Regions from separate parts of the Homo sapiens genome. Here region 2 is linked to region 1. The links are chromatin loops, found by intact Hi-C in ENCODE. Cell type or tissue: IMR-90. All regions are shown on one strand. Each heading gives the region's core, and the rest is flanking DNA. Links, peaks and the distances in the headings are about the cores only.

The links. A loop is a pair of places that touch in the nucleus more often than their neighbours do. Peaks named below come from ENCODE experiments on the same cell type or tissue, not always from the same donor. Only the 100,000 strongest peaks of a DNase experiment are listed, where the experiment ranks them.
Region 2: it touches region 1 in a loop (2.2-fold over the local background); 1 of 110 quality-filtered maps calls a loop at or near these places.

The regions. Positions count from the first base shown.
Region 1 is chr6:45,624,424-45,640,691 of GRCh38, reverse strand. No RefSeq gene overlaps it. Among named protein-coding and RNA genes, the nearest start is that of RUNX2-AS1, 56 kb to the right of the region's middle. In IMR-90, for the core only: no CTCF peak of the experiment used is centred there; no DNase peak of the experiment used is centred there; H3K27ac peaks cover 31 bases.
Region 2 is chr6:45,695,360-45,711,627 of GRCh38, reverse strand. No RefSeq gene overlaps it. Among named protein-coding and RNA genes, the nearest start is that of RUNX2-AS1, 130 kb to the right of the region's middle. RefSeq lists a silencer at 5,065-5,114 and an enhancer at 9,616-10,123. In IMR-90, for the core only: no CTCF peak of the experiment used is centred there; a DNase peak (open chromatin) is centred at 8,367.

The DNA.
Region 1 (16,268 bases), core at 5,839-9,838:
GTGGGGCCACTGTGTGTTTCTGACCACAGAATAAGAGCTCACCCCACATTAAGACCTACACATTTCGGCATCCTCTTTCTCTTTGAACTTAGGAGTTCTTGGAGAATATAATCTGGGTTGCCCCCGAAGCCATCCTGGCTTTACTTAGAGAAGTTGGTATGATTTTCCCCTCTTCATAGAAGAGAAAACAGCGGTATGGAGAAAATGAAGTGAATCAGAGGAAGTCAGGCAGGATTCCTGAGGAGTTTCCCAGCCTCTGCACAGCAAGGGTGGGGCTCGAACACCTATTGGGAGGCCTGGAGGCATCTTCAGTTGGTTTGATGGGCATCTGTCCCCAGAAGCCTCTATGTCAGTGGGTACAGGACCTGCCCTGTGGAACCTGATGAGCAATTTTCTCCTCACTCCCACAGGCTTCCAATGCCTGACAACACCATGAAGGATGAAGTCCTGGGCAGCAGCCAAAGCTCCATGCATTCCACCCTAACCCTTCCCAGCCAGGACTGTGGACACAGCAGCCTCCATCACCCTCACCACCACTAACCACTTCTCCAGCAATGACAGCTAGCCCTGGGCCCCAGGGAAGGAAAACGAAAATCAACCCAGCTGTTCATCAGAAACATCCCTGAAAGACTTGACAGGGCCTGAGGCAAGGCCAACAAAAATCAGTGTTTCTCCCAAAGCCACACCATGCTGCAAAGTGACTAACAATTCTTCTTTTTAGAGATTGCCTTGCCCATGACATCTCCAGCTTTGTCTCTTTCCTACTGCCTCAGAAGTTGCTGAGATACCCAACCTGTCCCCACTTCATGTTGGCATGCAATTCAGAGCAGGTCCACATTTCCCCTAGTCCCTCCTTACCATCATTAAGCATGAGTTCAAAGCTTATAAAATGCCCCTCCCCATTCCATCCTCCTGAGATGGGTCCCTGGGGTATGTTCTCCCTTGCTGCAGGAAGTTAACAAGCCTAACTTTATTTGACAATAAGTACCTTCTCGGTAGTTATCCGTTGGAAAGCAAAAATATGAGCAATCCTTCTGATCACAGGGGCCTCTGCAAGCTTAGTTTCCACAAGGTTGGTGCTGATGCTCTGAGATATCCACCTGGTAACCAACAACTGGTTTTCCAAAAAGACGTCACAACCCCAGCCGTGGCATCAGTGATCCGTGTCTTGTATCCTCTTTTATTTCTCCTGGAGGCCACATTTCCAGTATGTAGCCAGGCTTCATGGGGAGAGAGGAGGAGAGACACCCTGAGCTCTGAAATGCAGGGAGTTGTCTTTGTGTTATTTTGCTATTTTTATTTTCACATCGAAAGTAGCTTTATTGTTTTCTGATTTTAAAATAATAAACACTGTAAAAAGTTCAAACTCCAGAAAGTATTTTTTAAAATGAAAGCTAACCTAAAGCCCACTAACCTGCTAATCATCACCAACATTTTGATAACCATCCTTTCATCTATCTCCTTATATATGTGAGCATAGATACATTTTCTATATAAATGGGATATCACACATATTGTCTTTTAATACAGTGCACACATTTTTCTCTTCCATGATCTTTTTTTCTCATATCCCACCTTCCCCTCTTCAATGCTCCTGCTCCAGGTAACCAGTGTTACCTGAGGTGCTTCCTTCCACACTTAGCTCCTTTCTACTCTCTCTGCATGCAGCAGAGCCCAGTGAAAGCCCTGCTCCCATTGAAGGCATTGATTTTAGACAATGGACCCTGGTAGAGACAAGGATGGAGATCCACACATGTAATTAAGGAGTCAGAAGACCTCTAACCCATAGACACTGATGTGCTGCTATAATTATAAAGATTGTTGGTTGGTTGCTGGGCCATAACTGAGTTGCACTCAAAATATACTTGTGGGACAAACAGAGTCTCCTCCTCCTCCTCCTCCTCCTTCTCCCCAAACTAAGTTGGATAATAAGGTGACAGGGGTCTGTGTTGATTTTAACACACCCCATTGCCCCATTGTCTGTGTGTGGCAGTGATTTGGACAGGATGGTACCAAACCAGGTTGTTTTCAGCCTTCTTGATGGCCTCTCCTCAACACTACTGAACAGAACTCTTCACTGCTCCCACAGAGCAACTGTTTCCTTCCTGACTTTCTCTCATCAAATTATTTAGATCTTGATCTTCCTGACCTTCACCTGAGTAGGTTTGCCGCGTTCTGCATTGAACTTTTCATGCCTGTCCGTGCATGCCAGTTGTTCACCATCTTGAATGACATCTTCAAGACACCAAATATGATAAATGCCCACTTTGTAATATGCTGCACTCTAGAGCATGTGATGAAAATGGATGTTATGTTAATCAAATCTATCTTTTGAAAATTCCAAAGTACACTAAAAATGAATTAGATGGTAATTTTTTGTTTCTACAACAATTCCTAGCATAAGAAAGAAATAGCCTATTAATATTTGGGGCTACAAAAACACGTGATTTGTACTCAACATTTCAGGAACATATTTATTGTATTAAAGTGAAAGGGGGCACATCTGGGTCCCTGTTTGCATGTGTATTTGTGCATCCAGGAGCCTGGGCCTCTGGTCTCTGGCCTTTTAAAATCTGTACCAGGTTGCCTGCCACATACCTCTCCCTGCCTGTCACTCACCACAAGCAGCCCCTCACAGGCCAGAGCTCTGCTGTGCAAACAGGTGCCTCAGAGTTCACCCAAAAGATTTTTTAAAAAAACAAAAGACAAAAACTTTCCACTCAGAGCAGGCAAGCTTTACTTTTTTTAAAGTAAGTGTTACTTAACAGAAGGCCTCGTAAAGCTCATAAAACACTGGAACATCTGGTAAACGGTGTCAACTTTACACGTTCTCCAGCACAGGGTACATGACTCTTGTTTCCACTGGCGTAACTCAGGGATGCAGAGCCCCGTGCTGGTGCGTCTCTGGGCTCCCTGCCAGTCCTGATTTTCATAGGATGGTCTCAAGCCAACAGGTCTGTCTCTACTTTCAACCAGCCCAGCAACAGACAACCAACAACCTCAGAGCCCAGATACAAGAGGCAGCAAGGGAGGTGAGAAGAGTGAAACAACCTGAGGACCCAAGGACATGACCCTGCTGTGACGGGCACACACTGCATGCTGGGAGCTGGGGGGAGCAGACTAGGATGTCACATATGATTGGCAGCCTGCCTCTTTTGGGTGCCTTCAGAATAACATGAGAATCTGTGGTTTAAATGTTCATTCATGTATCCTAGATGTTAAACGCACTGCTTTTTGCCCAGGTGGGGTGCCAGGGGTTGGGGAGGGTTACTCAAAAACACTTAAAATCAACATTTCCAAAGTCCTCTGGAAATGAGGTCATGGTTCCATCAGCAGACACGATTTTCTATACCTGTTTTTATATCCTGGCAAGTAAGGATCCCAAAGGCTCCACTGTGAGACTCTGACTTCACCATGAGAAGAAAGCTTCTTTCTTCCCAGCTGGTCTCCTTCCTACCATGTGACTTTGAATCCCAGGGATAGCCACAGGAAAACATCAGAGAGACACTATCAACATTTCGAGACTCTAAGCAAATACCTCAGCGAGCAAACCATCATGTCCCCTTAGGAATCTACTGCATTTAGGGCTCAGGATCATCCCACTCTCCCAAACACAGCAGAGACCTGGTGATACAAGCACCCAAGGGTGAGATGAGGACCTCTAGCTGGAGGGGGACTGACTACGTGTTTCTGGTCAAGTCCCTCAACTGAGCTCCAATGCTTTCATCTGAAAAATTGCTCTGTCTCTCTCCCAGGATTGATGTAAGAATCAGTCGACTTAATACACACAAGTGTGGCTTATAAGGCATTCCACAAATATTACTTATCATTATACACATATAATCACTGACTAGTTTGTCTTTTCTGTAGTCTTCATTAAAAAAAACAAACTCAGTTCTGGCTAATAAAATGTAGCAGAAAGTCTGCTGAAAGGTTTCTGGGAAAAAAATGTTGCTGCTGATGAAATACAATTATGTTAGAGAAAAGAGTTCTCTAGTATACCTCCTTCCCTGTGCTTCCAGTCTTTGAAAGTGGAGCTGCTGCAGCTATTCTGTAACCATGAGGCAACAAGCGTATGGGTGGAAAATCATTATGTTGAGGATGGCAGGGAAGAGGCAAGAAATGGCCTGGAGGCTTGATATCGCTGAACCAATGCCAGCAAATGTCTGCTTTTGGACTTCTTGTTATGTGAAAGAAACAAACCCTACTTAGGCAAGCCACTGTTGATTGGGTTTTCTGTTATTTGCAGCTGAATGCATTGTAAAGGACTTAATTCTTCCTTTATCTGTTCTCACAGGACCTTGTATTTTCCTCTAAAGAACTTATCACAGTCATAATTATTTAAGTATTAGTGTGATTATCTGCTTAATGTCTCTATCAACTAGATTTTAAGTTCTGTGAGGGTAGAAACCACATCTGTCTGGCTCACCATTGAATCCCTAGCTCCTATCTCAGTGTCCAGCATATAGTAGATGCTCAGTAAATACTGGTTGAATGAATGAATGACTGAATAAATGAATAGCACTTATTCTAAATAGACACTAGTCAGTTCACTTCCTATTCTCAGTAGGACTAGTGTGGCAATCTCTCAAATTAGCGTGGAAGTTTTGGCACCATGGAGGGACCTCCCTCTACCATTTCTCTCCAACACTGACTTGAATCAGCTTTTCCATGCCAGTCAAGACACTTTCCCTTATGGAGAATAATGCCCAACACAGACCCCTTAGAAGGACCTCAGTAAATCCCGGCAGAACAGATTTTGCCACCCCCAAGAATCGTTTTCCATAAGATAAGTGCATCCTGCTTTCTAAAAAGACAATTTGAGTTTCTCCCTCTAAACATTAAGCCCTGACCCCAGCTTCAACAGCAGGAAAATACCTCAGTAAGCAATATCCCCCATAGCGTTACCTGATTTTGCTTCAAGAAGAAGGAAGAAAAGTTTCTTAGTGAAAACCCTTCTTTCCTCTACTGCCGCTCCCTGGGCTGTGTGTTGCCACTTCTAGTCTCAGCTGGAACTAGCAACCCAAAAGCAGTCCCAGAAAAGAGAAGGAAAAAGAATTAAATCACACCACCCACGAGGGATCAGGAGTTTACAAAACACTTTCCCCGTGGTTGGCTGCAAACGCAGTGCAGAGGGTGGTCTCTTACCCTCCATTGCCTGTCCCTTGTCCTCCCTGTGCCAGAGGGGTATATATTACCTTTTTCCTTCTGCTAAATGCCAACACACAAACTCCTGGAAACGATCCATCAGCAATTCGGAGAAAGGATCTCCCACGTAAAGCAGGAGGATCCTGAGTTTCAACTTCCTGTCTCCATTCACACTGTACCTTCCAAAAGGAGGGAGACTGGCCCCCTGGAAGCCATAAAGCATAATGGTCAAGAACCAAGATTCCAGACCTGGGAACTCTGCCACTTCCTCATTATATAATCCTGGGCATTTTATCCAATCTCTATAAAAACTCATTCTCTGTTTTGGTAAAATGGGGAAATAAATGAGATAATCCATGTAAAGTGTAAGCTTGCCACATAGCAAGCCTCCAAAAACTTCACATATTTTTATCCAGGTTCAACTCAAATCACACTTACCTATGAAACCATACTCTGGGAGGTTGTTAAATGTCTTCCAAGGCATTTTCTACTGATTGGCCGGTTCCCACCAGCCTTCTGTGTCCTGCCTATGTCTTCTCTGAGTCCATCCACCTTTCCTAGTCTCATTCCCTCTAAAAGAGCTGCTCCAACTTGAGAGATGCCTCCCAAAAGATTGTGGAGCCCATCATGGGGATATCTCAGTTACTGCCTTAGTTGCCCGAATCTTGCTCTCCTGTTCTTAGCCAGCCAAGTTACCTCCCCTCGGTCTGTTTTCATCATCTAAAAATCAAGAATAACCATTTCTACTTTGCAGGATTGTTATAAGGTTTAAAAATTAAGTATTTGTAAAACGCCAGGCACATACTGGGCCCTCAAATCAGGCTTAATGTTCTTATTCATATTATTATTATTCAAGATCCAAGTTAGCATATGCCTAAGTTAAACAGAAAAAGAAGAGAGAAAAAGCAAGAGCAAAAACATTTTTTTCTTTTCTTCAAGCTGAGATGCAAGTTGGCAATCAGCTGGGGTCTGGAAAGGGAGCTGGCCAGCCACCCAGCACGCTGCTGCTTCCCAGGAAGATCCTGCTTTAAAGCTGAAGCCCCACTGGGCAGGGTCCAGCGACGCTTGGTACATGACTGGCACCACCACACAAATACAGAAGACTGTCTGGTTGCAAATGCATTTACAGATTTGGATTAAAAATAAAGTCCCCGGATGGACCCACCAAGCTTATATTTTAGAAGGATTTCTTTCTCTCTCTCTCTGGAAATGTTCTGGACTCCTGAAAATAGAGGTTTATTATGGAAATGCTGACAGACCCTTAAATAGAGCACTGTATTTGCAACACTGTAATTATGCCTCCATTGAAAAGCTCCAAAGAAAACATGATTTCCTTGTGCAAATAAATCATGCATGGCTTTAAAGGCCCAGATTTGGATCATTTGAACCATAAGGAACCATCGTCTTCCATATGTGAATGAATTATAAATAATAATGGCTTTAAAAAAGGCCCATCCCAGGGAAATATGGACCCACTACTATGGCATTTGTAAAACTGGACCCACATCTCACTATTGTCTTATTGCATGAGTAGGCACCAGATTAGCCTTATTATAGCATTGATTTGATTGGCCTAGAAATTGTCCCTGAATAAACAAGACATTCATATCTTCTTCCATTTATGTCCCTCACAGAACTTTCTCCCACACTCTCTTTCTTTCTCTCTTCCACTCTAACATATTTGCTCTGTGTGCCATTCCTCAGCAAGACGATCTGAGGTTAGACCCTGCAAATAACCACATCAACGTGATGCAGTAGCTCAGATGTGTCCAGGGGCTGCAGATCTGTTTGCACCCACAATGGAAGGTGCCACATGCACTTCTCTATGCTCTTGACACATCTCGTGAAGGGTGTGGGGCCACCAATACTTTAGAACTGTATCTTGACAGGCACTGTATGTTTGACATACAACATGTGTCTGCAGCCTCGGCAAAATGTGCTCCAGATTTCATAGCTACTGCCCCGAGCACTGGTTAAGGAGCCATTATGTGAATCTGCAGCAGCTCCAAGCAGTAATCAGAGAAGCAGACCATGGTCTTGGAGGACAAGCTTTATTCTCCCATCCAGATTGTGGTTTGCTTATTTTCAAACAGTTATTGATACTTCCAAATTACAGTCACTAAATGACAGGTTTCATTTAGATGATCATCAAAAACGAAACTAGCAGAGTTGAGGCTACAATTCTTTTTTTCTTAATAGCAAAAGAAAATCTGCATTATAACTATATAGAGCTACATGTGGTTATAAATACTTGATTATACCTACAAAAAATAAGTGTTACATGACATTTGTTTTTTTCAACAACAAAACTGTAGCTGGATTTTTTTCATACATATAATTTTCATATTTGGGGATAAGTAAACTCCTAAGAGGCTTTTTGAATTACAAATGAGAGATTAAATTAGGTTCCTTCTGATTTTCTTATCAAGTCTACTTTATTACATTCTAATTAGTTGAAATTGGGTAACAGAGAGTTGCCTGAATCTGAATGTAACACATATAAACCCAGAGGCCCTGTGGCCCAGGCTTGGTGAAGTGCTATGTTAAAAGCAATTCAACAGAAAAGATAGATAAATGTAATTGAAAGCTATTTAAATCCTTTCTTGTTCTTTTTAGAAAACACCAAATCAGGGGAGGACATATATTTCATATAATAAAATAGTTTTAAAACTCTTGTTATGGACTGAATTGCGTCCTCCTAAAATCCATTTGTTGAAGCCCTAATCCCCAATGTGACTGTATTTAGAAATAGGACCTTTAAAGAGGTAATCAAGGTTAAATGAGGTCATTAGAGTCATTAGAGAGGCAGTCCTAATCCAATATGACTGTAGTCCTTGTAAGACGTGACATCAAGTTACCATGTACAAAGAGTAAAGGCCATGTTGGGAGATAGCCATCTGCAAGCCAAGGAGAGAGGCTTCAGGAGAAACCAATCCTCCCAACATCTTGATCTTGGACTTCCAGCCTCCGGAAGTGTGAGAAAGTAAGTTTCTGCTGTTTAAGCTACCTGCTCTGCAGCATTTTGTTATGACAATCCCAGCAGACTAATCCAACCCTCTTTAGATATCTTTCATGGTTATTCTCTTACACTTATCAGTGGCTCCCCCTAAAAATCTATTTACTCCTTCCCTCTCTATGGCTCTCACACTCTCCTGAAAGCCCACTTCATGCCTGCTTTCATTTTTCTCTCCCTGCTCCCCTCTTTGGCTCAGCTCTTTATTACGTGTGTCGACTGGGCCTCTCTAGTAATTTGAGATATTTTTCTTCCTCTTTTCTTCTTTTCATCTTATCTTAACCAATGTAAGAGATATTGAAAAATTAAAGGCCTTGCTTCAAAGGGGAGGTGGGGAGACAGGCTATAAGTATGTATTACAACCTGTTGTCCTTATTACACACTTCAAAATTATAATACAGAAGCAAATGGGACAAGAAAGAAATGGATGAAGGTTCAGAAAGACAGAGATACAAAGCCAGGTGCAGTGGCTTACACCTGTAATCCCAGCACTTTGAGAGGCTGAGGCAGGGGGGTCACTTGAGGCCAGGAGCTTGAGACCAGCCTGGCCAACATGGTGAAACCCCGTCTCTACTAAAAAATAGAAAAATTAGCCAAGTGTGGTGGTGCATGCTTGTAATCAGCTACTTGGTAGACTGAGGCAGGAGAATCACTTGAACTCAGGAGGTGGAGATTGCAGTGAGCCAAGATGGTGCCACTGCACTCCAGCCTGGGCAACAGAGTGAGACTCCATCTCAAAAAAAAGGACAGAGATACAAACAGCAGCACTGCCGACATGATGCCAGAAGTGCAGTAGGAAAGGCCAATTCTCTAGTTATTTAAAAAAAAAAAATGAGAATCTAAATGTTTGACCACAGTCATGCATTGCTTAACAGGATAAGTTCTGAGAAATGTGTCCTTAGGCAATTTTGTCATCGTGTGAACATCGTAGAATATACTTACACAACCTACATGGGCAAGCCTACTATATACCTAAGCTATATGGTATGACCTATGTTCCCAGGCTACAGACCTGGGCAGCATGTTATGGTACTGAATACTGTAGGCAATTACAACACAATGGTAAGCACTTGTGCATCTAAACAAATCTAAGCATAGAAAAGGCACAGTAAAAATACAGTATAATAGAGAAAAAAATAGTACACCTGTATAGAGCAGCTCTATTATAATCTTAGGGAACCACAATTGTATATGTGGTCCACCGCTGATGGTAATTTATAACAATGCATGTCTGTAATATGTTTGCCACCCTGAAAAGTTGGCTAAAAGCTTTGACATCCTGTCCACCTGGTCAGAAATGAATGTGAAGGTAAACAAGAAATGGTGTGTTCAATTCTCAGCAGGCTCTCCTCTAGGGGAAAGCAGACAGCTAAGTAAACCTCATTTGGCCTAAGAGAAGAGAAAGGAGGGAGAAAGGGAAACCGGAAATCCTCCACAGAACAAGTACAATTTTATGAGCATCAGTAGAAGAACTGATTTTTGTTTTGGAATGGGCTTGTTTATAGTTGACAAGCAAAATATTTAGAAATGTAACGGGAGGAAAAGGTCACCACCAACTCCAACAAATTCTACTATTAGTCAGCAAAATGCCACCAGTCTGGATTCAGGCATCTGTGTACAATTATAACAGCATTCACAATGCACTCTTCACCTTCAAAGCCCTTTCCCCAGCATTAACGAATGAATTCTCACAACGGCCTTGTCAGGGAGGTGGGATTATATCTGTGTGGGAGAGAGAGAGGCTGGGGTGGCCCAAAGAGGTTCTCTTTTCCCTAAGCCTGAGAGAGATACATCCTGGAGATGCAAATTCTTGGCAGCCTCTGGTCAGCTAGGGCCCTCGCAGGTCTCCAAGGGCTGTAGATCTCCTGGCTTCCCCTGAGTGCAGGAGCCATCCAGAGAGGAGGTCACCAGCTTTACTGCTGCCAACCACCAAGAAGTGAAAGACATACCTCCCTCTCTCAGGGGTGATGAAAGCTCATTTCTGTATCCAAACAGGCATCTCTCCTCCAACCATTAGTTTTCCGAGCTCTCTTGCCACATATGCTGGCTTTGTCCTGGGTTGACTTAGCTAAACTGTAACTAGAATTCTCAGAATTCTCTTCCTTGTACAGTTCTAAGTTAGGGTTGGCTACAAGAGACTTTAGAGTGGGATCTGGGAGGTGAAAGTGAATTAGCCTCCATTATGCTGGGAAGGAGGTATGGGGCTCCAGGCATCTTTTTAGCTTAAATTGCTGCTACAGGTACACTGCCCATCTGCTGGAAGACAGCAGAGCTGGTCCTGTGGCTCTTTCAGATCCTACAAGATTTCTTCCTTCAGCTCCTCTGGGTCCTGAACCAGGCATGTGCCCAGTTCTATGGAGAAGGACACCTGCTTCTGCAAACCAACTGCTTTGTCAAGGTGGTGAGTGCTATGGTCTGAATGTTGGTGTCTCCTGACAAATTCATAGGTTGAAAGTTAATCTTCGATGTGATGGTGGGAAGAGGAGAGGCCTGTGGGGAAGTGCTTATGTCCTCACAAATATAATTAGTGCCCTTATTAAAAAGATTAAAGGGAGCACATGAGGACACAACTAGAAGGCACTACCCATGAAGCAGAACACAAGCCCTCACCAGACACCAAACCTACTGGTGTCTTGATCTGGAGTGTCCCAGCCTCCAGAACTGAAAGAAATACATTTCTGTTGTTTATAAATTACCCAACATAAGATGTTTTGTTAGAGCAGCTTGAATGGACTAAAGCAACGAGTGACACATGTGAATTCCAGTTTGTCTTCAAGGCTTCATGCTGGCGCATTCCAGTTTATCCTTGGCCATTCCCACTTCATATCCAACCTTTTCTTTCCAACTGATGATCCTATGGACTTGCAATGGCCGCAGGCCCATCACCAGACGAGGCAACAGCCTTCTATCGACTTCCTCACCAGCTTCCAAAACTGTGTAAAACATAATCCCTACAGAAAAGCCCTCATTCACCTTGTCCCTCATAGTGGTTCAGCTTTCTTGATCAAATTCTAACTGACACAGGGCATTTGACTACTTATGTGATCACAGGATCTCCAAACAGAATGGGTCCCCAACCAGGAGTCTACCCCGTGGAAGCCTACAAGGCATGTAAAATGGCATCCGTGGTTTCAGTGAGCCTCTCAGTTTCCCCCATTTCTCTCCTATAGATCTGCTTGGCCTCATTTCCTGTGAACTAGGACTTAGCAGACCCATGAATCTGAATTCTAACCCAACAGCACATGTCCAGTCCTCTCTTATCCCTCCTGCTCACCTCCATCCCACTGGTGAGGGCAAATGAAGAAGCAAAGACTGGACAAACAAAGTTCACCCAGCCTGTCCCCTTACTGGTCAAGTGTTTATTTAATGAGGAGCTGCCTAAAAGGTGTTCCATTCATGTAAGTTTCAGTCTTAAGTGTGAGGCTAGTTTGGGGATTTAGTGGCTTCAGTAAGAAATCTGAATATTTTCCAAGGCCAAATATGGAAGAAAGAGGAGAATAGTTCAGTATAACCTTCCCAAGGGGCCACCATTTATCCAAGCAGAGTGCACCCATGTTCCCTCAACTTCACACCGTACAGGAGAGTCAGCAGGAGTGTTGGGGATGGATGAGTGGATGCTGTGCTGGACATCTGCAAACAAGCTCTAAGATCCAGACTCTGCCATTTCCCGGCTCTTCTCTATATTCAAAGAAGGATGACCTCTATAAACTACCAAGGTTCCCCACTGCTTCCTGCTTGGTTTGGCAAATGACAAATATGGGCAGATATTTGAGAATGGGCAGAAAAGAGAAGCCAGGTTTTCACACCCCTCCCCTACTAGGGGCTGAGACTTCTCTATCAAGACACTACCAGTTGGATTCCCCCCAGAACCAGCTTTCAGCAGGTAGCTCAGGCTCTTGGCTCAGGTAATACCTTTGTTCCTCCAGCCCTAGGGAAAATAGGAGTTTTCAGCAATTGCTAATCTTGGGGTTGCCTTGCCTTACCCTGGTTGCTCTTTCAACTCTTCTAAAAACCTTTGTAACTAATTTCCCATATTAAATTTCCTCTATTAAATTATTCTGCATGGGTTTTGTTTTTTCTGGAGAGACACTGGCTGATACATATGCTTTCAACTCTAGGAATTAGAATTTGCCAAAACTGATGCCCTTCCAAGATTTTTAAGTTCCCTAGGCTAGCATCATTTTTTTCCATTGCTTGTAGACAACAATACACAAAGTGTTGCTGAAGAGGAAAATTGAATGGTAATTCTGCACCCAGTCTTTGTGTGGAGGGTGGGGGTAGAAGACAAGGAAAATTGACTCAGGTTTTCCCCCTAACTCAGTAAAAGTAGGTAGATACTAGAGGGGTTTCTCATGTCATAGTAATGGGTTTCTACTCATCCTTTCCACACTGTCTTACCCAAATTTCACTTCTTTCATATATTCACCAGCATATATTAAGCATCTGCTAAGCCTGGGGATATGAAATGGACAAAATACTATTGACATCAAGGAACTTCTAGTCTAGTGGACAAGTGTGATCATGTGCATGTCCTTTCTAGGATCAGCCCTTGCCATTAGAACCTGTAGTACTGACGTAGAATTATCCATTCCAATCAAAACAGCCAGATAATTCCTCACAGACCAGAATCTTTCCAGCAGCTTCAATAGAGGTATTCACAAACAAAAGCACATCCCTTCAAAGTCATCCTCACAGCAATCCTCATCACTAGGGTCCCTCATATAAGAAGGCAACAACATGCACTCCCACAAAGGAGACCATATTCTCCCTCTTCAAGTTCAGATCCCAGTCTCTTCCAGATTTGGACATTCTGGTCATTCATATCATTGCCATGTGTGATCTGACCACATATTAGTCCAATCTACTAAATCTTCAAGGGTTGTCTTGGCCTACATGTTCAGAAGATCTCTTTATCTTCCCTTTTCCTACTCCAAGCAAGACACTGACCCTGCTACTCTTCAAGGGTTCTTCAGATCATGCTTCCACCTCTTCCTTCTTAATCAGTTTTGTATCTTTCCTCAGCACTTGGTAGGTTCTGGCAAGTAGAAGGCATTCAGTGTTCATTGAATGAATGAATGTATAGATGCAAGGATGGTGAATTTGGAGGAAGAAGCAATCAATGATGTGTTAACTAAGGGTTGTCTACAAAGCACTGGTTTGAAATCTTGCTTTAAGTGCAGTACCATGCTCATCCGTGATCATCATTGGAGTCATACGCCAAAAATAAGACTTTCAAGGAATAATACTGAAGCCTCATCCCCAGGCACAGACCAGCACCCGTGTGTACAGAGGAAGGCTGGCTGCTATACCTGGACCTGCAAGAGTAGTTTTGTCCCAAGATTCAGCCAGTATTAGAAAATTAAGATTTCTAAGGAAATGTTTAAGCCATCCATTTGCCAGAGTCCCCCCACGAAGTTGGCTCAGTATGGATCCAATATTTTAAAATCCTCCACTGGCATTTCCAGTTGCAGAAAATGTGGATCATAACAAATTGCAGCAGACAGCTTCTTCATTTTCCTTTGCGGGAGCGGCCTGCAAACCCAACACCCACAGGCAAAGTCCTATGCAGTGTCAGTTAGAGACCACAGGAGAGTGTCTGTTAGTGGCTGTAAGACTTTCCCTCTTCCCAGACCTCAAACCTTAGAATCTGGCTCATTAAAGATAGACAGTAGGCTCCCCTGAGCCCCAGACCTCTCCCTAGCCTACTAGAAATAACCAAGAAGCCAGAGGTGACTCAGCTCCTACTTAGACCCAGACTGACTTTTCTACCAGCCAGTGCTGTTGTTTCAAGGTCCAGTCTTGACAGGAGCCACCCACACCCCAACCTATGAGTAGCTCTTCCCCAGGAAAAAAAACAAAACAAAACATGAACCAATAGAAACCCTGAAGATTAGGTAGCAGATTTGCAATGACTTGGGCGCCATGTAGAATTAACACAGAATGCCTCATGCCATAAGATGAAGTCACAGCACCCAAAGATGAGCCAAAGGATGGCCTCCATGTCTCCCTACATTGCTGAGGCGAGTGGCAAAGGCCTGCCCACTCTCTGCCTTCTGGGCAGGAAGTCTTACATGGCTCTTGCATTCCATCCAAAAGACAAAAGACGGGGTGGATTTCTCTGAACCCTCGCCAGGTCACACTGAGGTGGGTGTTGGGTCTTTTGAAACTGTCAGAATGAGTATGCTTCTGATTATGGGGTTCCCAAGACTCTGAGCCAGCTTTTTTTTTGTAAGCACATACATTTTCTTTCTGGACCACAGCCACGTTGCTCTGGCTAAGTTAATCCCCACAAGTAGTCACAGTGCTTCCCAGGGCATCCAGGGAGTTGCTTGTTTTAGGGAAATCCTGTTAGTTTGAACTCTGTTCAAGAATGTGCCCAGTGTGCTTCAGCCCAGGAGCAAAGTGGATTTGGCCTGGAGAGTTAAAAGCACTTGGGTCCTTGGGGGTAGGGGACAGAAATGATCTGTGAGCCTGTAAGCCTGGAGGAAGAGTATGCAGATCCAAGGGTCAGCTAACTCAGCCCTGCAATGTTCTGACCTACAAACTTGAAGATTAACTGGCTACTGGAAGATTCTCTGCATGCCCCGATTAGCGAAGGGTCAGTTTACGTTGATGTGATGAGGGCAATTGTGAAGCAGGATTGTCCTGGTCACTCCACCTCTTGTTTTAGGGCCTTCCTCTTCCAGTAGGTTCTCTGGGCTCTTGTCTGTCTAAAAGACCCACGACTTCTCAACACAGTGCCTTTGCTGGTAAGGAAATATGCTGCTCTTTCCAGATGATTACCTCTAATTTTCTCTACTCATCAAAGCTTGCCTGTCCTGTGTGTCTACACTGATAATAGGAGATGATTACTCCCTGTTACTGTGTTTTCCAGGATAATCCTTAAAAATAACTGGAGCAGGCCACTTTCTATATGCTGGGAATTTAAAAGAGCCTCTTACATCCCAAAAACTCTCCACCTCTGACTCAAGGCCACTTCGAGGTTTACCATCAAGAGTGACTCATTTGGCTTAAAGTTTTTGTTGTATGTCAAAAAGCAAATCGAAGAGGCAGTATAATCTAGAGCACAGAACATGAGACTGAGAATCAGGGGCCTCAGTCCTCCTACTGGTTCTGTCGTAGCTAGCTGTGTGATCTCAGGCAGTCACTTCAGCTCTCTGGTCCCTAATGTGCCAGGCTTCCCCAAAGGTCAGAGCAATGGCAATTTACTGAATCAATCCAGTGACACAGCCCCAAAGACTGCCTGTAGAGGGTACTTCTAAATAGTCGGTGATCAGATATGTTCCTGCCATAGACTAGCCTGCTCACGAGTTGTGACCTTATGATCACTCATATGTGTGCACTCATCAGATTCCCTCCTGAGATTGGGTTTTATTTTGTTGGCAGAAGAAGAGAGAAAAAAAGAAAAAGGGAGGGAGGGAAACAGAGACAAAATGAGCCAGAACATAAAAGGTGCCATCCAGAAAAGGGAAAGAAAGTAGAAAGGGAAGGCAAAGGCAGTGGCGCTGAGGAGAAAATGGGCCTTCTTGTAAAACATACTTCCCTTTCTTACAAACCCAGCTAAGATATACACAGCACCCGTGGCCCAGTAGCTAATCAAGCTAACGGAGAATGTTTCAAATTTAAATCCAGACTCTACCTCTCATTCTAGGAAAGTTATCTAGCCTTTCTAGGCCTTGATTTCCTACTCTATAAAAGGAAGTGAATATTAGAACCTACCTCAGTGGGTTACTTGGAGGACTAAAAGGAATAAAGCATGTTAAGCTCTGCCCTAATAGTGCAGAACTTTTCCCCACTAAAGACTCACTCTATGTAGGCTATTTTTATTATTAGGGAGGAACACAGATTACCTGAACTCTGGAGGTGTCTACAGGAGGAAGTATTCTTCAAATAGGAAGACAAGAATGATGCAGGTTGCCAGGCTTCTGAAGTCACAGCATGTAAAATGGGAAAATTAGCTCTGCTGAATGAGCTACACTAAGGAAATGCCTAAGGCCTCCTTATAAACCCAGGTAATCCATAGACACCAAGCTATTAGTGCTCAGAGTGCATCCCCGGCCAAACGCCTGGTCAAACATCATAGTTGGTTGGTGCAAAAGTAATTGCG
Region 2 (16,268 bases), core at 6,506-10,505, 70 kb before region 1:
AGATCCGAGGGGCGCCAAGAAACTTACCCTTGGTGGTGGCATTCCAGTAAGTTATTCATATTTTGAGTGAAGGGAGTGGGAGTTTGGAGCTTTGTTTGTTTTACCTTTTTGTAAAGCAGTGGAAACCCTCTTTCAAACAAAATCTCTGAGGGCCCCTATGTAGACGATACTAGCGCATTCTTAAGTAGTATTTACTGTATGCCAGATGTTTTAACTCATTTAGTCCAACAATTCTACAAGGTAGATACAGTGTGCTGTTACTGTTCATACTTTACAGATGGCAAAATTAAGGCACAGAGAAGTTAAATGATATGCCCAACATCACACAGCTGTAGGTGCTAGAGCTGGGTTTCCATCCTGCCTGGTCTGGCTCCAGAGCCCACCCTTTCATAGATCACACTGTGTGACCCCAGTATAGAGTGTTTTTAAGGAGGCGTATAAAATCAGAACAGCTCTGGCTGGAGCTCTGATAGAGGGCGGAGGGTTCCAAGCTTTCTATAGTGACCCTCAGGTACATCCAAGGAAGATGAGGACTTCAGGAAACCAGTGGATTAAGACTTTATCTACCTAAGATCACTTTAAGATCACATTTACTTCTTGAGGAGTAACAAATTAGTGCATTAGTAGGAATCTATTTCCAATTACCAGGGTCTTTAGAGAATGAAACTTAGGTAAGTGGTGACTGGGAGTCCCTGGCTACAGGGCAGGGATATGGAGAGCACACGGGTAGAGGGAGTGCTGGACTCGAGTCTGGACAGTAGGAGGGGAGGGGGCTGAGAGAGGCAGTGCCTCCAGGACAACCAAGCCTCTACTTGACAGGCAAGCTGGAGGTCAGGCTAACAGCAGTGCTTGTGACCAGTATTTGAAAGGGCCTCCGGGCAAGCCACTCTCTGGGTGCTGAACACTAAACAGCAGGTTGGTCCCTGGCAGAGGCATAGCGTGACCAGAGCCGTGGGGGTGGGTGAGGAGAACAGTCTGACGTGAGAGTGTCAGGGCTCCCCCCATGAGGTGACACTCAAAGTTTCAGTTTTTATCTTGATAAAAAGTTTGCAATTTTCACAATTGCAGAACAAATAGAACCATGACTCATATTTCACAATTTGCCTGGCAAATTCACTATGTGATCATGTTTCTGACAACTGCATGTTTTCCAGGGGTGAGGGGACATCAGGATAGAACATTTGGCCCGAGGGGCATGTTATAATGGGGGACAGTGGGACACACATTGCCCCCACTTCATGTCTTAGGTTCAATACCAGAAGCCAGTGATTCATGCTGTGCACAGGTCTCAGTGGACCTGGGAGTACATCACAAATTCTGAGGTATCCATGTGTATATTTTACTGTCTGATTTTTAATCATCTCTGAGCCACATTTTCATCCTCTGGAACTTCACGGGATAAATTACTTGAGGTTCATCATTTAAAAATTTTTTTTGAAATTTGAATAGCATAAGTTTGAGTAGCAACTTTCAAGATAATGTAATTTAAGAGATGATGATACACGTGATGAAATGTGACACTTTAAAGGAACAATTAAAACACCCATTGAAACTGAAAAACCAGAGTTTCGCCCTCCGGTTTCTAACTAAGGAATTGAGTCAGAAGTTCTGTAGTCTTCTGTGGAAGAAATAGACATGAGGGCCAACTCTGTGTCACCCGTAGATAACACCTAGTACCACGTCAGCAGCATGAGATAATGAATTATTATTTGTCAAATGAATGATAAGTACATAGACGCAAATACATAAGCATACAGTCCACACCAGCTGAAATACAGGGCCCAGTCTTATTCTTAGGAATCATTTCCCTATTCAACATGCTAATAATATTTGTTCCTTTTTTTTTTTTTGAAACGGAGTTTCGCTCTTGTCGCCCAGGCTGGAGTGCAATGGCACGATCTCGGCTCACTGCAACCTCCGCCTCCCGGGTTCAAGCGATTCTCCTGTCTCAGCCTCCTGAGTAGCTGAGATTACAGGCTTGCGCCACCATGCCCAGCTAATTTTTTTGTATTACTAGTAGAGATGGGTTTCACCATGTTGGCCAGGCTAGTCTGAAACTCCTGACCTCAGGTGATCCATCCGCCTCGGCCTCCCAAAGTGCTGGCATTATAGGCATGGGCCACTGCGCCCGCCCATTTGTTCCTTTTTAAATAAGCGTTGATTAATCTTGGAAACAAGGTTTATATAGACAGCAGAAACTTATCTTGCAATGGTTATATCTCACATTCGTTGAGCACCTTTTACTCAGATCCCTTGAAATGGTCCAATTTTTGATTCTCAGAGCACTAGTGGGCTGTTAAGCCCCAAGGTAACTGTGATATTTTCCCATATCTCCCAAACCACCCAGTGTGGCAAGTGTAATTTTGTTCATTTTAGGAGATGAAGAATTGAGAGACATCCAAGCCACAAAACAGGAAGGGACAGAATTGAGATCCTAGGCCAGGTTAAGCCCAATGCCCGTGGTCTTTATATCAAGGGCTAACAGCCTTAGTGAAGATGGGGGTGTCTGCCTGCCCCTTCTGCAATGTCAGTACCGTGAAGGCTCATTGAACCTCAGTTTTCATCATGTAGAAATTTGACCCCTTCAGTGCTGCAAGGGCCTCCCAACAGGTCCCAAGTCCATGCTTATTCCCACCCAGGCTGCCCCCCACCTTCAGCCAGAGTGATTGCAAGTCTGGTCAGGTCACTCCCTTGTTGAAAACCCTTTAAGACTGCCCATTACATTCAGAATAAAGGCCCAAATCCCCACATGCCAAAAGCTCCTACCTGACCAGCCCTGTCCACCCCTTTGGGCTCCCCTGCTTCTGCCCAAGCCCTCTGCTCCCCAGACATGGGAATCACTTTCTCCTTCCTGTCACAGGGCCTTTGCATATGTTGTTCCATCTCCCAGAGGGTTCTTTCCCACCACAACACCTTCCGCCTTTCTCTTGTCTTAGCTTAAATGTCCCTTCCTCAGAGAGGCCCTTCATGATGACCTTCTGCAGTGCATTCCAGAGCACCCAGCACCCATCTTTCATTTCACTCATCACTGTTAGATCAGGATAATGGTTTACATAATTGTTTGTTTCATGTCTGTTTCACACATTGCCCAGAGGAGGAGGTATGAATTAAATAATACCTGTGAGGGCAGGAACTCTGTCCATCCCACTTATGTCTATGTTTATTACCAGTGTCTGCTTCAGCACCGGACATGTAGGAGATGCTCAATAGATGCTTATTCCATCCATGAGGCAATTCATCACCAAATCAGGACGCTGCTAATCTAGTTTTAGGCCCAAGATCTTGTAATCTCCAAGCATGTTTACCATCTGATATCTGATTGGTTCTGAGTTTTATCAGAACCAATGTGTGAGAAGCTGGTGGAGCTGAAGTGTAACATGCATTACAGGAAACCACTTACCACTCTGGGATCCCCTCTCCCCACTATGTTTTAATAAGCTTAATAATAGCGACAGCTAACATTTATTAAGTGCTATGTTCTCACCAGTACCTTAAGAGACTTTCATACAACCTAAGTCCACATGGCATGATCTTTTTAACTTAAGCCAGATCCTGTCCAAGCTCTGTTCATCTCCAGAGGCTCCATCTCACTTACAGTAAAAGCCCAAGTTCCAGGCATGGCCTGTAAGGCTCAAAGGGTTTGCTCCTCTCTGACCTCATCCTCAGCACACTCTGCCCATTTCACCGGGCTCCAGCCACACCAGCAGCCTCCCTGAAGCTCCTAGAATACACCTGACAGCTTCCCCACAGGGCCTGTGTGCCTTCTGTACCCTGGGCACGAAATGCTCCTGCCCCAGATCGATGCAGTTCTGGCTCTATCATATGCTTTAAATGTCATCTTCTCCACGGGCCTTCTCTGACAGCCATCCTGTACTCCCTCAGCCCCTTTCTTGCTACGTTTTTCTCCATCACATACCACCATCTAATATACCACTGCTATTACCTGTCTGCTCATTCATTGTCTGCCTGCCCCCTCTGCAATGTCAGTGCCACAAAGGCAAGGATTGTTGCCTATTTAGTTCACTGCTGTGTCCCTAACTGCCTGGTGCATACAAGGAGCTCAACAAATGCACATTCCATGAGTAGATGTTCTCATTTCGTCCTGACATTAATCCTGAGAGATACACACATCACCCAAATACCTTCCTTGCCACCTTTTCTGCCAAGTCTACTACTGCTCCTGTACTTTGCTCACTGGTGGCAGAAAAGACAACCAGGAAACTCAGACCTCGAGACATTCTGGGTTCACACCCTCACCCCTACAAAGCCTGTCTGAAACAGGTGCCCTGTTTCAATTTCCCACTTCTCTAGTCTAGCCAGAAGTGAGTTTCCTTATGCATCAGTCATTCATTTGTACGTTGTTTTCCCGACATTTGCCAGAGACGGCGGCCCCAGGTGAATGAGGTAGGCCCCACCCTTGGGGAGCTCAGAACTGAAAAGCTACCTCCATCTCTCAATGGCCTCTTCAGATTCTTCCTGCTGCACCATTTTCCTGCTCATTTATTTTTCTAATTTCAAACATAGATTTTGTTACCTTTCAAAATATGAGGCATTTAAGAAAAGCAGCATTTTAAAATAGTGCTCATGGCTAGAACTGAGAGAGATTCTTTCACATCTCCCTGTCCCTACCTCCAGGGGCGAAAGAGGTGCAGCTTGTTCTCAAATAGAAAAATTCAGCATTTTTCCAAAGCAGGCAAGAGTTATGTTTCTGCACGTAGGACAGGTTCTGAGCCCTGGGATAGTGGTGAACTTCATCATTTTCATTTCAGATGCCATTTCTCTGGATTCTTTCCCCAGCCATGACTGCTCGGCATTGCTATTAAATCTTCTAAGCATTTTGCCCAATAAACACCCAAAACATGCTTTTCACCCTTGCACCCACTTCCTGTCCTGCATCTACCTCTCCATCCCTTCCACTAGCTTCACATCTCTGTTGTTTTCAAAGTTGTCCCTTGTATTCTGGGCAACCCATTTCTTGTTTCATCAAACCATTCTGTTCTCAAGTCCCTTCCTCTCTTTAAATCCCTCTTCAACCATCAGCAAAATCTGCTGCTGCTGCTTCCTCACAAGGAGGGCCCCTCCACCTCGACACCCTGCCCTGAGAATCTGAAGGGGAAGGAGTAATAGTAGAACTGAAATTAAATGTCAGTTTCAGCTAACCTGAGCAAGGCACACTTTCACCAGAGGGGATCACAAAAGCAAGGGATGAGGACTGCTTGTCCTCTGCACTTATAGACTAGACTGTCAGGGTCAGCACCTGCTTCTGAATAGACAGGGTACGGACTTGCTTACCCACTCAGATTAGAGGAACTATCAGGGCACCATACACTCATTAGTTCATTAATGCAGTCCTTCACGCATGCAGCAAATAGTGATTGCAAGGTTTATTTCTTTGACTGCTGGAGGTTTTATAGTCTTTCAGAATGCCGTATTACATTGCAAATATTCTTGAGGGGTCTTATGTCTTTTTGAATGAAATTTAATTTGATACAATTCAGTTCGTCCATTTGAACTTCCATAGCATTTTGTGACATGGAAAAGAACACTGGACTAGGGTGAAAGAGAACTAGAGAAAAATCCAGCCTATTCTACTTACTGGCTGATTAACACCAGGAAAGTCACCTGACTTCTTCAAGCCTCAGTCTCCCTCGTCCATTAAATGGATGTGATACCAGCTACCCTACCTATATCATGGGAGTTCTGTATCCCATGTACAATCAGCAATCAGCAAGATGCCTGATATACAGTGGCCTTTCCAAAAACATAGAGGAAACTGAAGAGATTCCAATTAAAATCAATCCGTGGTAACAAAGGGCCTTTTTGTTGAGTCAAGCATTACAGAAATGAAAGCTTCATCTCTACTTAACAAAATTTTGTGCATCCTTCAAGGCCTAAGTGAAATGCAGTTTTATTCATGAAGTGGTCCCTCCCTCCAACCCCAAGACAGAAAAGAGCCAAGGAGATTGAGTGGCATCTGGGACATAAGGCCACACCTAGGAAGTGCAGCTCCCTGGAGCAAAGCTCTTGAGAGTTGCCAGGAGAAGGGATTCACTGCAGAAAATGGAGTTTGTAAACCTAGGGCCTGCCAGAGAGGAAAGACAAACCAAGGACCCAGACTGAAAAAGAAAAGGAGGGCTCTCAGCCATGGAGAGCAGACATGGAGCAGAGAGGAGATTTGAGAAACAAAGTTAGGTGGTGTTATGGAGCAAGTAGAGTGGTGTCCAGGGGCAAATAGACACTGAGTGCTTGGAATATTCTCCTGCAGCTGAATCACGCTGGACAGAAACCATCCCACCCTTTCTCAAATCCCATAGCACTTTGTACTTCTCAGGGCACTGCCCAAACTGCCTGTCTTTACGAGTCTTTGAGGATGTGCGTATCTTCCCTCCCCTACCAGAATATAAATTCTTTGAAGGCAAGAGCCAGGTCTCACACCCTTTGTACACCCTTCCCAGCCCACACCTAATGCCTAGACCAGTGTCCTGCATATGATCAGTATAATAAATATTTGTGGTGGATTAATAAAATCATTACACTCTTTGGTTTCATATATGACCAAATAAAACACGACCCAAAATACTACTGAACCTTAAAAACTAGTTGTGCACAGGTACCCTGGAACTTAAAGTACGATAATTAAAAAAAAAAACTAGTCTACTCCTGTAGCTTTATCAGCTGGGTTTTGAACTTTCTCTCTATCCTTGAACACTTTACAGCATACTTAATTTTGTTATATAACAAAATCACTGCTCACTTAACTATGTGTTTCATACCAAAGAGTGTAAGCATGAGTACCATTTATTGGACATAATAGCAAAATAGCTACCTGTTGGCCAAATGCATTTGCCACCCCTTCAGAGTGTAAGCTATTGCTAAAAGGTGGCTGCTACACTAAGACTACATTTCCCAGCTCTTCTTGCACTCGGGGGAGGCCACGAAACTAGTACTCATCAATGGAATGTCAGTGAAACTAGATAAGTCTCATCTCTAGGCCAGGAATTTTAAGAAACAGTTAAAGCTTCTACACTCTCTCCTTCCTCTTTGCCACCTGGAAGCAGAGACTTTGAGGTTTCAGGGGATGCAGAAGTCACAAGATGAAAGCCACAATCCCTGAGTGACCACAGGGAGAAAAGCCCTCTGCTTTCTGTATTTAGATGGACAAAGGGAAATTGCAAGATGGAAGCCTGTATCCCTGAGTCACCACATGAAGGAAAGCTCCAGCTTTCTCCATTTGGTCTATCACATAGGCAAGAAAAAAACTTTAATTATGTTAGCCACTGGAATTTGGCATTTAATTGTTAGAAAAGCTAGTGTCACCTTAACTAACACAACTACCTATTGTATGGCAGGTGATTCACACAAATTACTTTCATAGAACACTTGAAACAGTCTTGCATGGTAGGTATGATCACTATCCTTTTTATTTTGCAAATAAGTAAACCAAGACACAGAGAGGTTAAGTTACAAAGGTTAAGTTAAGAAAGGTTGTCACAGCTAGTAGGTGCTGGAGCTAGAATTTCACTGAGATTTGTCTGGCCTCAAATGCTGTGTTTTCTCCCACGACATCATACTACCTCTCATTTATCAGTGATCTTAGACTCTGCCTTTGACATCATTTTTAAATTAGGGGTTTCTGGCCTGATTCTGACCTACACTTTTTAGAAGCAGTTGACATATATGTCTCTGCTTTCCTTCACTGAACTCCGACCATCACCTGGAAAAATTATGTCTTCCAAGCCCTGGAGTGTTCCCAAAGACTTTAATTTCTTCCTCACCTGTTTTGACACAATTCTTTTACTATCAGAATTGAATTCTTTCTCTAAGCAAATATTTAAGCTTTATACTGCTTGACTTCCATTTTTTCACCAGTTGGGAAGGGTAAGAAGACAATTCATTCTGGGTTTAGAGTGGGGGACAAGAAAGAGAGTGGGGGAAAAGGGAAATTGTATGGGTTCATCAAATCCTACCTGGTCCTTGCTTGTTTCAGAAAACCCTCTCAGACATCTTGTTGATAAAATTTATGCCACCCACGATTATGTCTGTGTTAGTTCTGTTTCTCTCTCACTTTCCTACTGAGGGATAAAAAAGTTCAAATGACTTATCCAGAGTCATACAGTATCAGTGGACAGAACTGGAAAGCAAATTATATTGACATGAAAAGAAATAGAAAGTAAGTCAATACATAAACTCATCTGCAAAAAGGAGCTTGTAGAAATTGGGTACTTTTTTTGGATTCTTTACATATAAAATGCCAGTTATCCAATGTAGAAAGAAAAAAGAGTAGGCAGCCCCAATGTGTAAGTAATTGAAACCAGCTCCTTTAGCTACTGGGTGAGTAATCTTTCTAAAATGTATATACGTGTTGACTTCTTAAACCATATTAACTATTCTTAGTGACTCAAGATAAAAACCAATTGTTGAATTAGATTGTTAGAGGATGATGCCTTCAGAGGATAATGAAGAAAACAAGGCTTCTTATACTAAATATTCTCGAAGTATTACTGGTTCAGTGCACTCCAGGAGAGCAGAGATTTTGTCTTTAGCTAAAGCACCTGGACCTGCCTGGCACATAGTAGTTGTGCAATAAACATTTGTTTAATGATTGAATAAATGGATGAGTGTTTTGCTTTCTAATCATTTCATCTCCTCCCTTTATATCAGGTTCTTTGTTGTCATCATTCCCTATGCCCTTAACTTGCTATTTCTAATCTGTTGTGGGTCGAGAAACTTAAAATAAATTACATAGATAAGAGAAATTGTAATATAGCTCAGTAGAACTTCTAGAACTTTCTGCATGATGGAAATGTTCTATGTACCCTGTGTACTTACCACTTTTGAACATTTGAAGTACAGCTAGTTTAGCTAAGAAACTGAGCTTTAAATTTTATCTAATTTTAATTAATTTAAATTAAATAAAATAACTTTATGTGACCATTGGGTACTGTACTAGACAGCACAGGTTTTGAACTAAGTGCTAAATAAAAGAAGGACTTGTCTGAGGGCCAGGGGATGGAGATTTTGAAAACTGTGCAGTCTTTTTTTTTTTTTAACTTCCACCCTGTTATGAACGAGTAATGAAGCAGGTCACAGGGCTCTGCAGGATGCATAGGAGTGGAGTTGGGCAGGTTGATTTGGCTCAAGTTGCACAGTTTTGCCTCAGTGATAATATTTAGAAGGGCTGAAAGTGACAAGTGGAAAAAGCTCTGTCAGGGATGTTCAGAGGCCAGGTGAAGCCAGAGGAAAAAGCTGGTCTATTCAGGGAGACATCCAGCATGACCTGACACCTTCTATCCCTGATCACTCAAGGCGGACAGCACTGCAGTTACGTGGAGTTGTGTTTGTGTTTGTTTGTGTGCATTTTTTTTTTTGAGATGGAGTTTCACTTTTGTTGCCCAGGCTGGAATGCAATGGCACAATCTCAGCTCACTGCAACCTCTGCCTCCCAGGTTCAAATGATTCTCCTGCCTCAGCCTCCCAAGTAGCTGGGATTACAGGCATGCGCCACCATGCCTGGCTAATTTTGTATTTTTAGTAGAGATAGGGTTTCTCCGTGTTGGTCAGGCTGGTCTTGAACTCCCGACCTCAGGTGATCTGCCTGCCTCGGCCTCCCAAAGTGCAGGGATTACAGGCGTGAGCCACCTCAACCGGCCCATTTGTGTGCATTTTAAATCCCCAGACTTTCTCACGATATTTTTTAACACAGGGCTTCAAGCAATCAGTATGGTTTAAAAGCTCTTCTGTCTCTATCCTAAAGAGAAAGAATCACCCTACCTTAGTCAGGAGGTCTATTATCTGACTACTAAGGAGCATTTCTGGAGCTTCTATGTCCTGCAGGGATGATTTGGAGGCTTTCTGAGTAGAATGGAGGCAGCTGTGCTCACTGGAGGGAGTCCACCCTTTGCATCTTTGTCCTAGGTTCCCCTGGAGCTAGAACAATCTCAGCCATCTAGACCTCAAGGAACTCACACTGAATTCAATGTCTATTGTCTGCAGAAATGGCATCTGCCGATCTCTATGCAGGGAAAGAGTCTCAGTGGCTGAATATTGTCACATACATATCTTTTTTGCTGGTCTAGAGGACATTGCTTATATGCGACCTGCAGGCGCACACCACTGATCTCACCCACTTACTTCCTAATAAAAGAAACAAATTTGGTCTTAACCACACACACTGTAGCACCAGGTCCTGTTTCATGATCAAATCCATGCAATTCTTCTGTTTTCAAAATATATATCTATATCTATGCATAGATATAGATGCATATGTGTATGTAATATAAAAGCAATAATTGATCATTAAAGAAAATGTAAAGATGAACAAAGGCATTCAAATACCCTTATCCAAAGACAACCTCAGTTAACACTTTGTTGTATTTCTTACCTGCCAGTCCTCTATGCATAGATGAGGGATTTTCCCTTCTTAACCTTGTTGCAAGCGTTTTATATTCTGCATCTTTCTTTTTGTTATATCATGAGCATTTTCCTTGTAATCATACAGACTTAGCAGATATCTTTTGTAAAGCCTGCAAAGTATTCTGTTAAGTGGAGTTAACATACATACTTAATCATTCCCCTCTTGGAAAAGCATTTATTTTCTAACACTGCCCTTTTATAAATTATGATAGCAAATAATTTTGTGTTCAAAGGCTTGTCTCCACACATACCAGCTTTGGAATATTCTCCTTGAGATAGAAGCGTAGAAGTAGAATATCTGAGTCCAGAGTCATGAGCATGTATTAAAATTAAAGTCACATATTTCCAAGAGTCAAGGTTCAGGGTAAACGAGCAAAGCCAAGTTCACAAGCTGATAATCATTTGACCTCAGTATTCTAGCTCAGAATTTCCCAAACATAAGACCTGCTGCAACAGGAGTGCCCGGGCATTTATTTACAACCCAGATTCCCAATGAAATAGGAGAGTTCCCTGACCCCCTCCTGGGACTTTTGACAGGAGTGTGGCTCATTTGCTTGGCTGCAACACCTCAAACCCTTTACAGGAGGGAGAGCATGCAGACGGGCAGGTGCAGGAGCCGGGGTAAGCGCTTTTGGGCTCCGGCCTCATGGTAGCATCTAGGGAGGTGTTACAAAAATGCTCTTTCAGTACTTACCAGCCACGGATGGCTAAGTGGTAAACCAGCTCAGTGTATAGTCAGGGTGCCGTCCTTTTATACCCTGCCCTCTTGGTACCTGGGTCCTTGTTTGGTGGCCAGAAAGAATCAGGTCACATGGACTTGAAGGATGGTGAATATGGGGATTTTTATTGAGTGAAGGGGGTGGCTCTCAGTGGGATGGAGTGGGAAAATGATCTTCCCATGGGGTTTGGCTGTCCTGCGGCCAATCTCCTCTCTGACCATCCCCAGCCAAGCTCCTCTTGATGTTCAGACACTCCTTCTCTTCTCTCCTTCTCTGCTACACCAATCTGCTGCTCTGCTGCTCATGGAGTCTGGGGTCTGGGGTTTATATGGGTACAGGATAGGAAGGCAGGCATGGCAGGCCAAAAGGCCACATTTGGGTATGAAAACAGGAATGCCTGTTCCCATTTAGGGCTGCAGATTTCCAGGCTTCAGCATGGGGCCTTTGCCAGAGACCTGCCCTCTTCTGCCCAGTATTTCCCTGCCTTCTGTCTATATTAGCAGGACCCACCTCAGACTTACTGATTCGGAATATGCTGGGTTGAGCATGAATGGAATGCTAACAGTCTCTAGGTGAGTGTTTAATAATCACTGCTTCTGGACAAAGGAACCTCCAGGCAGAAACACATTTTGAGGAACAACTTTACAAGCCCTTCTGTTTATCTGCGATTAAAACTGCAGATAACAGGCCTAATCCTAACCCTGCCACATGGCAGGGAAAAAAACTCATAATAGCAACCAGTATACTTCTTAGTTCCTTATTGTACTCATTTAATCATCACATATAAAAATATGAAAATTCACATCCCACTGATCAAAAATGCTTCGCCTTATATGACCTTTGGAAGTTAGCCATTTCCCATGTAGATGTTCACTCTTTTTCTCAGTATTTCCCTCACTAAGACTGTCTACAATTTCCTCTGCTAAGACTCTAGGGTCTTATTTCCTCTTTATTGGAGGATAGAGAGTCTCATCTGTTTTAATTATAAATCTCAAAGACTTCACTAGAATTTTAGTAATATAACAATGCCACCAAATCTAAAGTATTTGGAACCGTTGATGAGATCCTCTAAAAAAGAAAAGCAAACCTGACTTAAACCCAGGATGGGCAAAACACTCAAAACTCACCCTCTCCCTGAAACCCACTGTGTTTCCATGGTGTTCCTTTGATCAGGGAACAACGAATTCACACAAACCAAAATTGAGAAACAAAGAAAGAGAAATCATGTCAAAAGCAGAGACCAATTTTGAAGCATTCAGGAGGACATGAGGCCAAGATGGGTGTGATCCTAAAGGCTACCACCCAATAAGGCTTAAGGGGAACAACTTGCCTCCCACATCTTAGCCCTGGGTCAAAAGTCTCTTTCTCAAAGGAAGCACTACAAAGCGGTGAAAAGGTGTCCTTTGTGAGAAGTTCTAATTTGTCTTTTGTGAGAAGTTCTAGTGCTACTATAAATCACTGTGGACCATAAAGAGGGCCTCAGTGGAGGTGTCCCTGAGCTGCTTGAACTTGATGAGTCCTGAAAAAAAGAAACTTCCACCAACGAAGGTCAAGGGAGGACTACGATCCATTTTTAATCACTTGAAGTGGTTAAAGGGCAATAGCTCTGGTGGCACAAAATCACCCAACAAAAATGAACCTGGCACCTGTGCTGTCCTGGTAGCTGAGAAATTTTTAAGGAAGCATTCCTCAAAAGCAGGATGCATTGAGACCCAGAGGCTGAGGTTCAAGGTTAAAGGGTCCAGGTTGGGAAAGAATGACATTTAACTATCTAGTTTCCTTTTTTTGTGTTTGTTTTTTGTTTGTTTGTTTTTTGACAGTGTCTCACACTGTCTCCCAGGCTGGAGTGCAGTGGCGCCATCTCAGCCCACTGCAAGCTCTGCTTCCCGGGTTCAAGTGATTCTCCAGCCTCAGTCTCCAGAGTAGCTGAGAGTACAGGTGCATGCCACCAAGCCTGGCTAATTTTTGTATTTTTAGTAAAGACAGGGTTTCACCATGTTGGCCAGGCTGGTCTCAAATGCCTGGCCTCAAGTGATCCACCCACCTCGGCCTCCCAAAGAGCTGGGATTACAGGCATGAGCCACCACACCCAGCCTAGCTTCCTTTTAATATTGGCCTAACAGTCAGCCAAATCCAGATGAGTCTGGTATAAAAATGAGAAGATAGCCAGGGCTGCTGGTGACCTGGTGAGGTCATGGATGTAACTTCAAATTAAGAAAGTCACTCAGGTTTTAAAATCGCCCTACCCACCTCTCCAATCATCCTCAGGCTGTCCTGGTACAGTACACCAGCTCCAGCATCCAATTCATAATTGCTCCCAGATGATAACAGAGGCAAGGGAAGAGAAGCCAGGAGCAGGCTATCATGATATAGCTCATTTTCCAACTTCATATTATTAAGACGTCCCTTCTCTTTAGAATATAAAAGACCCAGAGAATCCCAGGCCTGACCTCCAAAGATTCCTAGGGTGGAGCCCAGGAATCTGTGAGGTTAGCAAGACCCCATCCCTACCAAGGGATTCTGATATTGGTGGTTTAAGGACTTACCGTGACCAAAACCCTCTCCCAGAACCCCATGTCTGGCTCCACTCATGGACCCCAAACAGAACACATGTAGTCAGGGTTGAGCAACCCGGAGATAAGCTCTGTGCTCCTGGGGTGAAAAGGCCATGGTTTTGTGGTCGTTCTTTTGGAATGCATTGCAGAAGGAGGACTAAGCATTTGTTCTTCATGCACGCAAGCTGATGACTCAATTCTGACAGCAGGCTTCTTGTAAGACGGCCTCCGCCAGGCTCCATAAGCAAAAGATTTAGTCAAGTGTGTTAATTCAGGTAGGGCTGTAATTAACTGACTATGGCTTCATCTCACCCTCAGAGTGTCCTTTTTAGATTGTATTATTGTTCCCAAATATTAATTCTCCTCTCTCCACTCCACCAGAGCTGCTGCCAACACAGCTTTCAAGCAATATAAGCAAGAGATAAATGTTTATTCTTTTAAACCATTGAGTTATTGAGGCTGTTTGTTATTGTAGCAAAAACTGGCTAACATAACCCTGTTTTGACAGGTACAGGAGTAAAGGACATTCTTTCACCTAACATACTTATTTTAAAGACCTACTGTGTGTCAGGGATTATTCAAGAATAAATGTTCAAACCTTACAAATACAGAATTTGACCACACCTTCCAACTCAGCTTTAGTCTCTTCTTCAATGGAAACAAATCATGTTACTCTTCTACTTAGAATTCTTCAAGCATTCTCCAGCTAACTCAAATTAAAGCTTAAGTCCTCTATAATGGCCTGCAGGACCCTACACACAGTCTGGCTCTCATATCCCCCATGACCCCATTTTCTACTACTCCCTATGTCCACTTTTCCAGCTGCCCTGGCCTACTTGCTGTTCCTTGAATACACTGAGCATGCTCCTACCTTAGGGCTGTTGCACCTGCTGTTCTTTCTTCTTTGGCCACTGTTCCCCACAATATGACAGGGCTCACTTCCTCACCTCCTTTAATGTCACCTATCAAATGTCACCTTCTCACTGAAGCATTCCTTGACCACCCAATTTGAATTGTAACTCTCCCCATGCCCTCCCTATACCTCTCCCCACCACATCTCTCTCCACTACACTCATCACCATCAAAATGGTGTGTATCAGCAGTTCTCAGAGTATGCTGTACAAGCCCTGAAGGTTTCTGAGACACATCAAAAGAATTTTCGTAATAACATGAAGCCATTACTTGTCCTTTTTCCCTTGCAGTATATGTCCTTTCTCTCTTACACTTGCAGTATGTCTTTTAATACTCTGAAAAATATACATAAAGGTCTTTTGCCACCTACCAAACTATGACAGTTGTCTCAAGGAAAAGTACTTGTATTATTGTTTGAGTTGCAAGCTGAACTGGCTGTTTTCTTTTTTTTTTTTTTTTAATGGATTTTTCTTTTGATCTTCACAGAAACCCTTTTTAGGGATTAATTGTTTTTATTCCCATTTTATGGTTGAAGAAACTAGAGCATAGAGAGTTTAAGCAAAATGCTTGCCTAATAAGCACCAGAGCTAGGATGAAAATGCAGGTTTATTCATTAGTTACATCATTAAGTTACCTTTAAAATTCTGGCTGGGTGTAGTGGCTCACGCCTGTAATCCCAACACTTTGGGAAGCTGAGGTGGGCGGATCACCTGAGGTCAGAAGTTCGAGACCACTCTGATGGTAGTTTCTTTTGCTGTGCAGAAGCTCTTTAGTTTAATTAGATCCCATTTGTCAATTTTGGCTTTTGTTGCCATTGCTTTTGGTGTTTTAGACATGAAGTCCTTGCCCGTGCCTATGTCCTGAATGCTATTGCCTAGGTTTTCTTCTAGGGTTTTTATGGTTTTAGGTCTAACATGTAAGTCTTTAATCCATCTTGAATTAATTTTTGTATAAGGTGTAAGGAGGGGATCCAGTTTCAGCTTTCTACGTATGGCTAGCCAGTTTTCCCAGCACCATTTATTAAATAGGGACTCCTTTCCCATTACTTGTTTGTTCAGGTTTGTCAAAGATCAGATGGTTGTAGATATACGGCATTATTTCTGAGGGCTCTGTTCTGTTCCATTGATCTGTATCTCTGTTTTGGTACCAGTACCATGATGTTTTGGTTACTGTAGCCTTGTAGTATAGTTTGAAGTCAGGTAGCGTGATGCCTCCAGCTTTGTTCTTTTGGCTTAGGATTGACTTGGCGATGCGGGCTCTTTTTTGGTGCCATATGAACTTTAAAGTAGTTTTTTCCAATTCTGTGAAGAAAGTCATTGGTAGTTTGATGGGGATGGCATAGAATCTATAAATTACCTTGGGCAGTATGGCCATTTTCACAATATTGATTCTTCCTACCCATGAGCATGGAATGTTCTTCCATTTGTTTGTATCCTCTTTTATTTCCTTGAGCAGTGGTTTGTAGTTCTCCTTGAAGAGGTCCTTCACATCCCTTGTAAGTTGGATTCCTAGGTATTTTATTCTCTTTGAAGCAATTGTGAATGGAGTTCACTCATGATTTGGCTCTCTGTTTGTCTGTTATTGGTGTATAAGAATGCTTGTGATTTTTGTACATTGATTTTGTATCCTGAGACTTTGCTGAAGTTGCTTTTCAGCTTAAGGAGATTTT